Linked DNA regions of Homo sapiens: region 2 is linked to region 1. The links are chromatin contacts, found by Hi-C in ENCODE. All regions are on one chromosome and are shown on one strand. Each heading gives the region's core, a stretch centred on a gene start or an enhancer-like site at or near the end of the contact. The rest is flanking DNA. Distances are from core to core; before and after follow the strand shown. Region 1 holds the start of ZNF649 (zinc finger protein 649). Region 2 holds the start of ZNF256 (zinc finger protein 256).

What was found. Hi-C counts contacts between places; a loop is a spot of excess contacts on that map. Pooled maps may share reads with other maps.
Region 2: a loop to region 1 is called in a pooled map, with 25 times the contacts of the local background. The contact joins the promoter of ZNF256 here to the promoter of ZNF649 in region 1. A Hi-C loop is called at or near these places in 6 of 50 pooled maps.

What each region holds. Positions count from the first base shown.
Region 1 is chr19:51,902,070-51,907,886 of GRCh38, reverse strand. ZNF649 (zinc finger protein 649) reads left to right here and starts at 2,870. Exons shown (of 5, transcript NM_023074.4): 1 at 2,870-2,973. RefSeq lists enhancers at 1-44, 45-720, 1,604-2,228, 2,719-2,838, 2,557-3,101 and 1 more.
Region 2 is chr19:57,945,038-57,950,854 of GRCh38, reverse strand. It overlaps ZNF256 (zinc finger protein 256), which reads left to right and starts at 3,149. Exons shown (of 3, transcript NM_005773.3): 1 at 3,149-3,413. The coding sequence starts at 3,381. RefSeq lists enhancers at 2,911-3,000, 3,071-3,170, 3,661-3,740.

The DNA.
Region 1 (5,817 bases), core at 1,621-4,120:
TGCTCAGTGGGCTGCCTCTTGACAGTTTCCTAGTAGTCAGTCAATAAAGGGTGCAGTCACCTCTCCGCAGCTCACTGAGGTGGACATACTTGGCACTGTGCTGGCCTTGTATCGGGGGACCTGCCCCAATAATCACGTAGGTTCTTTTCTATTTGCCTAAGCGTCGACTGGCTTGAGAAATAAAAGGACAGAGTACAAAAGAGAGAAATTTTAAAGCTGGGCCTCCGGGGGAGACATCACACATTGGTAGGATCTGTGATGCCCCACAAGCCACAAAAACCAGCAAGTTTTTATTAGGGAGTTTCAAAAGGGGAGGGAGGATACGAATAGGTGTGGGTGACAGACATCAAGTACTTAACAGGGTAATAGAATATCACAAGGCAAGTGGAGGCAGGGCGAGATCACAGGACCACAGGACCGAAGTGAAATTAAAATTGCTAATGAAGTTTTGGGCACCATTGTCATTGATAACATCTTATCAGGAGACAGGGTTTTGAGATCAACCGGTCTGACCAAAGTTTATTAGGCGGGAATTTCCTCTTCCTAACAAGCCTGGGAGCGCTATGGGAGACTGGAGTTTATTTCACCTCTGCAATCTCGACCATAAGAGACAGGTACGCCCGGGGGAGGCCAGTTCAGAGACCTACCCCTAGGTGCGCATTCTGTTTCTCAGGGACGTTCCATGCTGAGAAAAGGAATTCAGTGATATTTCTCCCATTTGCTTTTGAAAGAAGACAAATATGGCTCTGTTCCGCCCGGCTCACCGGCGGTCAGAGTTAAAGGTTCTCTCTCTTATTCCCTGAACAATTGCTGTTATCCTGTTCTTTTTTCAGGGTGCCCACATTTCATATTGCTCAAACACACATGCTGTACAATTTGTGTAGTTAACACAATTATTACAGGGTCCTGAGACGATATACATCCTTCTCGGCTGACAGGATTAAGAGATTAAAGCAAAGACAGGCATAGGAAATCACAAGGATATTGATTGGGGAAGTGATAAGTGTCCATGAAATCTTTACGATTTATGTTTACAGATTGCAGTAAAGACAGGCATAAGAAATTACAAAAGTATTAATTTGGGGAACTAATAAATGTCCATAAAATCTTCACAATCCATGTTTTTCTGCCATGGCTTCAGCCGGTCCCTCCGTTTGGGGTCCCTGACTTCCCGCAACAGCCTTGGTTGCATTTGAGCCTCTGAATATCTGTGTGGTTTGTGCAGTGAAGGGGTGGCCTGCCTCTCCACATCTGTGGGTGTTTCTCGTCAGGTGGGACGAGAGACTGAGAAAAGAAGAGATACAGAGACAAAGTATAGAGAAAGAAAAGTGGGTCCAGGGGACCGGTGCTCAGCATACAGAGGACCCGCGCCGGCACCGGTCTCTGAGTCCCTCAGTATTTATTGATCATTATCTCTACCATCTCGGAGAGGGGGATGTGGCAGGACAATAGGATAATAGTGGGGAGAGTGTCAGCAGGAAAACATGTGAACAAATGTCTCTGTGTCATAAACAAGCTTAAGAAGAAGGTGCTGTGCTTTGATATGCACATACATAAACGTCTCGGTGCATTAAAGAGCAGTATTGCCGCCAGCTTGTCTCACCTCCAGCCCTAAGGCGATTTTCTCCTATCTCAGTAGATGGAACATACAATCGGGTTTTATACCGAGACATTCCATTGCCCAGGGACGAGCAGGAGACAGATGCCTTCCTCTTGTCTCAACTGCAAGAGGCCTTCCTTCCTCTTATACTAATCCTCCTCAGCACAGACCCTTTACGGGTGTCGGGCTGAGGGATGGTCAGGTCTTTCCCTTCCCACGAGGCCATATTTCAGACTATCACATGGGGAGAAACCTTGGATAATACCTGGCTTTCTGGGGCAGAGGTCCCTGTGGCCTTCCGCAGTGTATTGTGTCCCTGGGTACTTGAGATTAGAGAGTGGTGATGACTTTTAACAAGCATACTGCCTTCAAGCATTTGTTTAACAAAGCACATCCTGCATAGCCCTAAATCCATTAAACCTTGAGTCAACACAGCACACGTCTCTGTGAGAACAGGGTTGGGGGTAGGGTTACAGATTAACAGCATCTCAAGGCAGAAGAATTTTTCTTAGTACGGAACAAAATGGAGTCTCTTATGTCTACTTCTTTCTACATAGACACAGTAACAGTCTGATCTCTCTTTCTTTTCCCCACAGTGCACTGTTGTTAGTGCTCCAACCTCACAGTGCAGGGGTTGAGGTGTCAGGAGAGGGAACACATCAGTGCCATTTCACTGTCTCCTGTGTCAAAGCAAAATTAAAATGCAGACCAGAATTCAAAAACTCCTGAGCAAACAAAACCCAGTAGGCCTTAAAAACAGCCTTAACCTTGCTTAACCTGCAAACATAAGCAACAATTCACTTGAGTCATTTCTGGTAAATGCTTGTGTTAGGGAAGGACAAAACTCAATCTCAACCGATCAAAAGTAGGCAACTCACATGCTATTATGTCATTAGGGACTTTCCAAGGCAAATTTAAAAAAATGCATTTTTATAATTGTAACTAATCAAATAATTTCTTTGTTTTACTCCTTCACTCACCCTGTGAATACTTGTGTCTAATGCTTTAAGCATAGAAGCGCGAGACTTCTTTTGGTTTGATGCTTCCTAATTCATGAATTGCTGTTTGTTCAGATAAACTCTAGAAAATGCTCCTGCGCCTCAAATTTTTGCTTTCAGGAGAGTCATCCCGGTTTAATGACACAAGAACAACTGTTTCCCTTCTGTACGGCAGATCTACCAAGATGGCCGCGCCCAGAGAGCCGTGGCTCAGGGCGCGGACATGTTACCTCCTCGAAGAGAAGCCCATGTCCCATCGTCCTAGCGCGGCAGAATTGACTCGCGCCCTCGTCCGCCGCCATAGGCCAGTGCCGGGGTTTAAGGGCCAGGAAAGGAAGCATTCAGGGAATTTAGGTGTAGCCAGAAGAAAATCAGGTGAGTGTTTGGGTCTCTCCGTGGAGTAGGTTAAAGGGGTAGGGAGCTTCTGAGGAGCCTGTGGGGAGAGCTGGCGGCCTGGGCGGTGGAGCCTTTGGGTTGGGGTGCCTTTGCGGTCCGGCGTGGGAGAGTTCTTGTGGTCGGGCGTTAAAGGTCTGTCGAGTTCAGCGACTGAGACTCGGCGTCAGAGTTTGGGGTCTCTGAGGGTCACTCTGTTAGTAGGCCTCTGGATCACTGGATGGAGAACTCTAGGGGGACGCTGCCCAGCACGCCGGCTTTATCACCGACGCCATTATTATCACTCCAAATGCTGCAGTTTAAAGTCGGTGATGAAGCCGGGGTGCTGGGCAGCGTACGAGGGTGTGTGGTGTAGGTTTTGGGGTGAATCGGGGATGTGTGTTAAGTGTTTCGGGGAGGCCCAGGCATGTGGGGCTCAGAGGCTTGTAAAATCTGGTATTTTACAAGCCCAGGCCCCTGGCTGGGGTTGAGTTGTGAAACTATAACCGCCCACCCTTGCCGGCTGCCTAGACAGAGCCGACTTGTTAAGACAGGGAAATTGCAATGGAGAAAGAGCAATTCATGCAGAGCCGGCTGTGCGGGGAGACCGGAGTTTTATTATTACTCAAATCAGTGATAAAAGAAAAATTGAAGCCGAATTAAATTTACAGGAGTTTCCTTGAGCAATGAACGATTCGCGAATTGGGCAGCCCCCAGAATCACAGCAGATTAACAGAGACTCCAGGGGTGCCTCGTGGTCAGAACAAATTTATAGACAAAAAAGGTAAAGTGACATACAGGAATCGGAAGCGAGGTCCAGAAACAGTGAGATTGGTTACCATTCGGCGTTTGCCTTATTTGAACGCAGTTGGAACATTCAGCAGTCTATGAGTATGGCCGCTGGGACTGGCCACCACTCAGCTATTGTTACAGGTGCATACGATTAAGTTCGGTTTTCAATTTTGTCTGTTAAGCTAGGTTGCAGTTTATCCACAAGGACTCAAATATAGAAGTATGGAGTCGTTCTCAGGCAATATTTAGTTTGCTTAAGCATCAGTCTCCTTGAGCATTTGGGGATCAAAGTTTCCTCCTATCCCCCAGACGGAATCTAGCTCTGTTGTCCAGTCTGGAGTGCAGTGGTGCGATCTCAGCTCACTGCAACCTCCGCCTCCTGGGTTCTAGCGACTGTCCTGCCTCAGCCTCCCGAGTGGCTGGGATTACAGGCGCCCGCCACCACGCCCGGCTAATTTTTGTATTTTTAGTAGAGACAGGCTTTCACCACGTTGGCCAGGCTGGTCTTGAACTCCTGACCTCAGGTGATCTGCCCGCCTCGGCCTTCCAAAGTGCTGGGATTATAGGCATGAGCCATCGCGCCTAGCTATGATTGTTACGATTTATAAGAAATGTATAATCGATCTTTGTCCTGTTTCCTGGCACATGTCTCCCAAAAGCCTTGGAACCTCTTCAGTAAACAGTGCCTTTTTGTGTGGCATTGAGATGGCTGGTGACTGGGGGCTTCTGGCTGGCCTTAGGACGGGGGAGGCTGGTTGCCAGGGCAACTAACCATGTCATTTGAGGGTTGGAAATTTTAGCTCTGCCTGGCAACAGGGAAGTTGAAGGTTGAGTTGATCACCAGTGGTTAGTGTTTTAATCAAGTATGCCCACATAATGAAACCAGCGTAAAAACTCAAAAGGACTGGTGAACTTCTGGGGAACTTACAGATTCTTGAGCATGTGGAGGTGCCTGAGGGTGGTGAACTGAGTCTCTAATAAGCTTCCGTGGAGGGCATGGAAGTCCCACGCCCCTTGCTACAAACCTTGCTCTGTGCTATCCCTTCCATCTGCCTCTTCATCTGTATCCTTCGTAATATCCTTTATTCCTTTTCCCATTTGCCCTGAGAATACTCACCTTTGGTGCTTGCAGCTGGAGCATTTACCCCGAGATAACTTTGCCATGAACGATCTCACTTTTATTATTTTCACATCGCTCTAGTAGGTCGCCTTGGGAAACAAAAGACATCATTCTACTTATAGCATTCTGTTTTTAGTAGTGGTATTTCCATTTACAAAATGTAGTAGTTCTCGATCACTGAAAATGTCAAATCCTAGAAAACGTAGCATTCCTACATGTGATGTTAACATCATTCTCAAACAGTTCTTGGCTGAAGACTCACTGGATGGATCCGATTTTTACCAAATCGAGAATTCTGATGATTCCAAATCGAGAATTCTGATGATTCAGATGATTCTGATGTTAGTTCTGTTTAGAAATAACTCCTAGAACAGCTTTTATATTTTATTTTCACATTGAAAATCAGATTTACTGCAGCCTCAAAGAGCATGTTTATGTAAAATGAAATAAGCGCTGGCAGTGAGCTGCACTTCGTTTTTCTAGACAGGAAAAGAGTTGAAATAAACCAGTAAATGTTAAGTGCTTTCCTGAGTTCTGTGAGCCATCCAGCAAATTAATCGAACCTGAGGAGGAGGCCGTGTGAATCCTGATTTATAGCTGGTCCATCAGAGGTACAGGTGACAACCTGCTGCTTGCAACTTGCGTCTGAAGTTGGGGGCAGGCTTGAACTGAGCCCTTAATCTGTGGTGTCTGACACTATATCTAGATACACAGTCTCAGACTGAATTAAATTATAGGATGCTGTCTTAGCCTTGTTGGTGCTGCTATAACAAGATAGCTGAGACTGGATAATTTATAAACAACAGAAATTTATTTGTTATAGTTCTGGAGACTGAGAAGTCTAAGATCGAAGCACCAGCAGGTTTGGTGTCTGGTGAGGGCCTGATTTCTGCTTTCAATATGGTGTTTTGTCGCTATTTCTTTGGAGGTGAAGA
Region 2 (5,817 bases), core at 1,900-4,399, 6.0 Mb before region 1:
GTGCCTGCTCCCACTCCCTGGCCTCTCCCCACTCTCAGCACCTGCTCCACGGCAGAGCAAAGTTGTGGACATGTCAAGATAGCCAAACCTGGGCGCTATCACAACCCAGCCAAATGTGTGTGCCCTCGGGGCAGTGACGACATGCCAGCCCCCCACCATCTCGATTTCCTCCAGAAACTGCTTTTGAGGCTGAAACTTTGGGCACCAAGAAGCATGGGAAGGAGGCCGGGTGGTGGGAGGGGGGCGGCTGAGAGTGGCTCGGGGCAGGCCTGCGGGCAACCTTCAGCATGGACAGCCTGGGCGTCATGGACAGCATGTTGATGGCCATGAAAGGCAGACAGGTTCCTACGTGGGAAGGGGTGGGTTTTCTGTGAAACCCCACCTTCAAGCCACGAATGGCCTGAAGCCTGGAGGCCACGCTGCCAGTTCCAGGTGGAGTCTGTGACCCAGAGAGAGAAATTCCTTGACGCCTTTCGGCCAATGGTATGGTGTTTTTCCCAGGCCCGCCCATGACTGCCCATGGGCCAATCAGCATGCACTTCCTACCACCCATGGACCAATGAGCACACACTTTCTCCATTCTGAGCCCATAAAAAACCTGTAGACTCAGCCAGACTCAGACATCGGAGACTATCTGTATGCAGGTGTGAGCTACTCCCTTCAGGTTTCCTGAGGGCTGTTGGGTTGTCCAATAAAACCCTTCTCTGCCTTGCTCACCCTCCAGTTGTCTGCATAACCTCATTCTTCCTGGACGTGGGATAAGAACTTGGGGGACAAGAACTTGGGACCTAACGAACAGCAGGAGAGAAAGGGGCTGTAACACATTCCTGGCTGAGTAGCCATGCTTCTGGGCTGCATGAGTGAAAAATGGCGACTCTTCTGGAGGCCCAGACTTTGGGATTCCCCGAGCCAGAGCTGTAACACTATAGCCCTCCTGCCCTCAGCCAGCACTGGGTGGCCGCCCCCCACGATGGGAAGCAGCAGCGAGCCAGAGCAGGGCAGCGGGACTGAAAGAGCTATATCACAAACAAGCTGAAAACACACCCCACCCAAAACACACCTCCCCGCTTGCCAGGCTGCAAGCAACGGGAAGGAGAGAAGAGCTGTGGCTCTTCCGGGAGCCCAGGCCTCGAGACTCCGGAGCCAGGGCTGTGACATGCTGCAACACCCTCTTTGGGGTTCTGCTGTTCTTGGTGTCTCCGAGCTTTCCGGCGCCACCATTTTTCCCTCGTCTAGATGCTGGTGCCTGCAGCAGAAGCCGCCTGCAGTATGTCTGGTCCAGTCGCAGACTTGCAAGGAGCCGGCGCCTGTGCCAGCGCCTGGAGCTGCCCGCCCCGCCGCAGCAGCCAGCGTGCCTGGCTGTGTGCACTGGCTGGACCCTTCACTTGCTCGCTCACACACCCCTTGCGGCTCCGCGCCTGGCTCGCCCTTGGTAGGTGTGGGATCCAGGTGCAGCCTGCTGGGCCGAGTGGGTGGAACAAGCCCAGCGGGTGTGAGCAAAACTCAAGCAGAGGCGCGACCACAGAGGTTTCTGGCTGGCGAAGCGACACCCATTATTAGTAGCTTTCTGTAATTTGTATTTTACAATTCTTTTTCTGATATCGTATCAATTTTTTATGCAGAACAGCCCTATAATAATGGGGGCAAAGGGCCGGGCACAGTGGCTCACGCCTGTAATCCCAGCACTTTGGGAGGCCGAGGTGGGTGGATCACCTGAGGTCAGGAGTTCGAGACCAGCCTGGCCAATATGGCGAAACTCCGTCTCTACTAAAAATACAAATACAAAAAAAAAAAAAAAAAAAAAAGATTAGCCGGGTACGGTGGCGGGCGCCTGTAATTCCAGCTACTTGGGAAGCTGAGGCAGGAGAATCGCTTGAACCCGGGAGACAGAGGTTGTGGTGAGCCGAGATCGCACCATTGCACTCCAGCCTGGGCAACAAGAGCGTAACTAATGGGGGCAAAGATAATCATTTCAGCGTTGAGAAGAGATCTTGAATTTAAGATACACCCTACATTTGGGATTCAGAGCACCCTTTGTTCCACCTGTTAATGCTCTAGCTAGCCATCATGCCTTTTCAAAATACCATTCCTTTTGTTGTTCTCTTTCTGAGCTTGATGTCAAATTATTAAAAAGAAGTGAATATAAAGGCATGGAGAAAGTGAGATTAGATTCATGCAAGTGTTGCTTAGTGAATTGGACACAATGTTTGACTACACAGGCACGAGAGGGACCCAGAGACAGGGATCTACTTATGTCCTGCTGCTGCAGGGTGCCTCCGCATCCCACCTTCATCCTCTTTGTCATGAACCTGTGTGGAGTGTTTTTTTTCTTGTCCCTAATCAAACATACAGAGACTGAGAAAACTGACTCCAGTGCTTGAGTGCATGCGTTTGAATTGCAACATAGTCTTTTTTTTTTTTTTTTTTTTTTTTTTTTTTTGAGACAGTGGCTCGCTCTTTCCCCCAGGCTGGAGTGCAGTGGCGCGATCTCGGCTCACTGCAAGCTCTGCCTCCCGGGTTCAAGCTATTTTCCTGCCTCAGCCTCCGGAGTAGCTGGGGACTACAGGCGCCCGCCACCACACCCAGCTAATTTTTCTTTTTTTTTTTTTTTTTGTGGTATTTTTTGTATTTTAGAGACGGGGTTTCGCTGAGTTAGCCAGGATGGTCTCGATCTCCTGACCTCGTGATCCGCCCGCCTCGACCTCCCAAAGTGCTGGAATTACAGGCGTGAGCCACCGCGCCCGGCCGCAACATAGTCATATTTATTTGCTTTCTCAACCAGTGGATATATTTTGTGACTGACTGACTGTATGTAATAATATGTGCATCTGGATATGTGCCTCTGGGAACACATGAAATGACACGTCTCCAAACAAACACTGGCAGACAGCAATCGGTAGAAACCTGGGTACGTCTCCTTTAAGAAAGAACGAAGCCTCGCCTCCGCCCCAACCTGGAGTGTCCATTTCCCAGCGCCCCCTACAGGGGTTTGGCCTTTACTTCCGGAAGGAGGTGGAGGCGACCCTCACTCTCCCGCCGTGCGCCTGTGGGAACATTACCCAGAATGGCCTGCGTTGGGCGACGGCGACCTTCAGCCAATGAGGCCTCCGAAAGGTGGTGTTTCCGTAAGCGCACGCGCGGTCGCGGCGGGACTTCCGTTGTCCTCCTTGTGGCGGTCGTTTTGGCATTTGTCTGGACTGATTACTTGGTAGAAAGCCCCGGAGCGCTGGGTCAGCATCATCCGTGACTGACTGAGAAGGCGCGAGAGGAGTCTTCCCCGCTGCACAGAGGCGTGGCTGAGGCTCGGCGGCGCCCAGGGTACCCAGGCCCGGCCCGGAATAAGGACATCCTCTCTGGCCCCGCTCCGCTCACAGAGTCAGATGGCGGCGGCCGAGCTGACGGCCCCGGCCCAGGTATGTGCCGCGTCCTCTGGGCCTTCCCCGCCCTCCCCACGCTAGTCCTAGCACCCCCGAGGGCGCTTGCTCGCGGCCCTGCTGCCCAGGACAGGACACGGGGGCTCGCCGGAGGGGCTCCCGTTTCCAACACCTGGTGTGCTAGGGAAGGGAGGGCGCGACTGGCAAGGAGCCCCTGATGAGAGGCGCCACTGAGCCCTGGGGCACAGAGGTGACACAGCCATTGCGAGGGCACCCGGCTCCAAGGCCAGGCATGGGGCTACGGGGTGGCTTGAGCCCATCTAATACCGCCATAGATGCTCTTCTCTGAGGCCTGGCTCTTTCTACGTTTCCCTTGGCTGTAAAGGGTTATGAAATCTACGCCAGGAAGGGGAGGGTTTCCCAGTCTCTCACTAGCCCTAACTCCCACCCACAGGTTCTCTGGGTTGTGGAGTGCCATTCCCCCAGCCCTTAGTTCTGAAGACCTTGGGTGAACCCCAAGCCCAGGGTCCTATGTCCATGTTAGCCGGTATATAGAGTTGTTCCAATTTCTGGCAGCCATGTGAACGGGTGTGGAAAGTTTTTCCAGAAAGGTACAAGATGTGCAAATGCTTAGGTGCAGTACGGAGCTGGGTGCATTTATGAAGCCACAAGTCTCCTTGCTTTCTGGTGGGAAGCAAAGAACAGGAGGATAGGCGTCAGGACTGCAGTGGCTGCCTGAGAAGTTGAGTGTGTTTTCAGGAGGTAATAGCAAGTTTGAATCAGAAAAAAGAGGTAATTTACCAAGGTCTTCACAGGCTTCATCTGTGTGCACAGTGGGGCACAAACTGGGGGGTTGAGGGAGGAGGAAGGAAAATCAGGGTAGACTAGTCCAAGTGAGGGTTACTGGCCCAGGATCGTGATTTAGGAGATGTGGTTAGATTCCGGATGTGTGGTTTCAAAAGGGACAACTAAATTACATAATGTAGGTGGTGAGGGAGTGAAACAGAGGGTTCAGAGAAGACTCCAGGGTTTTTGGTATTAGCAGCTGTAGGGAAAGAAGTTTCATCAACTAAGATGAACAAATTGGCAATAGGAGTAATATTCACTAGGGATATCAGGTTTGTTTATGCCATGCTAAGAGTCAGATCTTTCAGAGCCTACTAAATGGAGGCGTTAAGTGGGCAGATGAACGTGCCGGTCTTGAAATCTAGGGAGTGGTTCAGGGTGCAGATATTCAAGATGTGGCTGTTGTGCGCACCAAGGTTAGTGAGCTGTGGGTCACAGTTAGGCGGGGCAAGCTCCAGGTTTTGGTTGTAAAGCTGTTAGTGGGCCAAGACTGGGAGGATGATGATAGAGTAAGTGGTCATGAAGGCAAGGTATGTAAAAGACAGTGTAGTTTGGCAGTGGCCACGGCTCCCAAGAGAAGAATGGACATGAGATGGATGCAAACGCATAGGACACTCAGGCCAAAACTCGTGCTTATTCACCACTTTATGGGTATCCAGGATTTTGTGATAACTTGATGGGGCCTGGGTGTTTCATTCAGGCTGGAAGATTAAGTTAGTGTCATGTGGTCATTTGTGAGAGTCATTGTGTGTGAGATGAACGACCAGTGAGGCTGGGATTTAAATGAGCTTTAGGTGGATATATGACTCTCAAGGGGATGGTAAGTGCAGCACAGAAGTGGAATAGGGCCATGGTTATCTGTGATTCACCTGTGGTTCTGTGTGGCTATGTCTGAGGCAAGGAATACAGCCTGGCAGGGAGGCCTTCAAAGAAATTTTTGAGGCTGCTTCCACTAGTGTAAGCTGTGGGAAGTCTGGGATTTTGGATCCTGTTTATATCCACACTCTGGATGCTGCCTGCCAAGTTGCGGTATAAGGCCGGAAATTAAGGCCCAGTATGATATGTCGCCTTGACATCTGATGAAAACGATACAGCCTTAGATGGCCTGAGAACAAATTCCCCTTCCCACTTTGCTCCCATGAATAAGCTCTCTTAGCCAAATGAACCCTTCTTATCCATTCTTATCCAGGGAACCAGAACAGTTCCTGCTTATTACTTTGTAGTGGGTTTCAGTTCCCTATCAATTTTTTGAGTTATTCAAACAAGCCAGTCCCCTCCTCTGGGGACCAGTGGAGCTTCTCCATCTTGATGCTACAAAACTTACATTCTACAGCACCTGGTTGTTACTCTTTTCTGGAGTACTACCTCCGTATGGCCCTGTGTGGAGTGTGGTATTCTTTCACAGGCTATGAGTATTTGTCTTTAATTAATAAGCTGTTCAGCCAGGCGTGGTGGCTCACGCCTGTAATCCCAGCACTTTGGGAGGCCGAGGCGGGCAGCTCACAAGGTCAGGAGATCAAGACCATCCTGGCTAACACGGTGAAACCCCTTCTCTACTAAAAATATAAAAAATTAGCCAGGCGTGATGGCGGGTGCC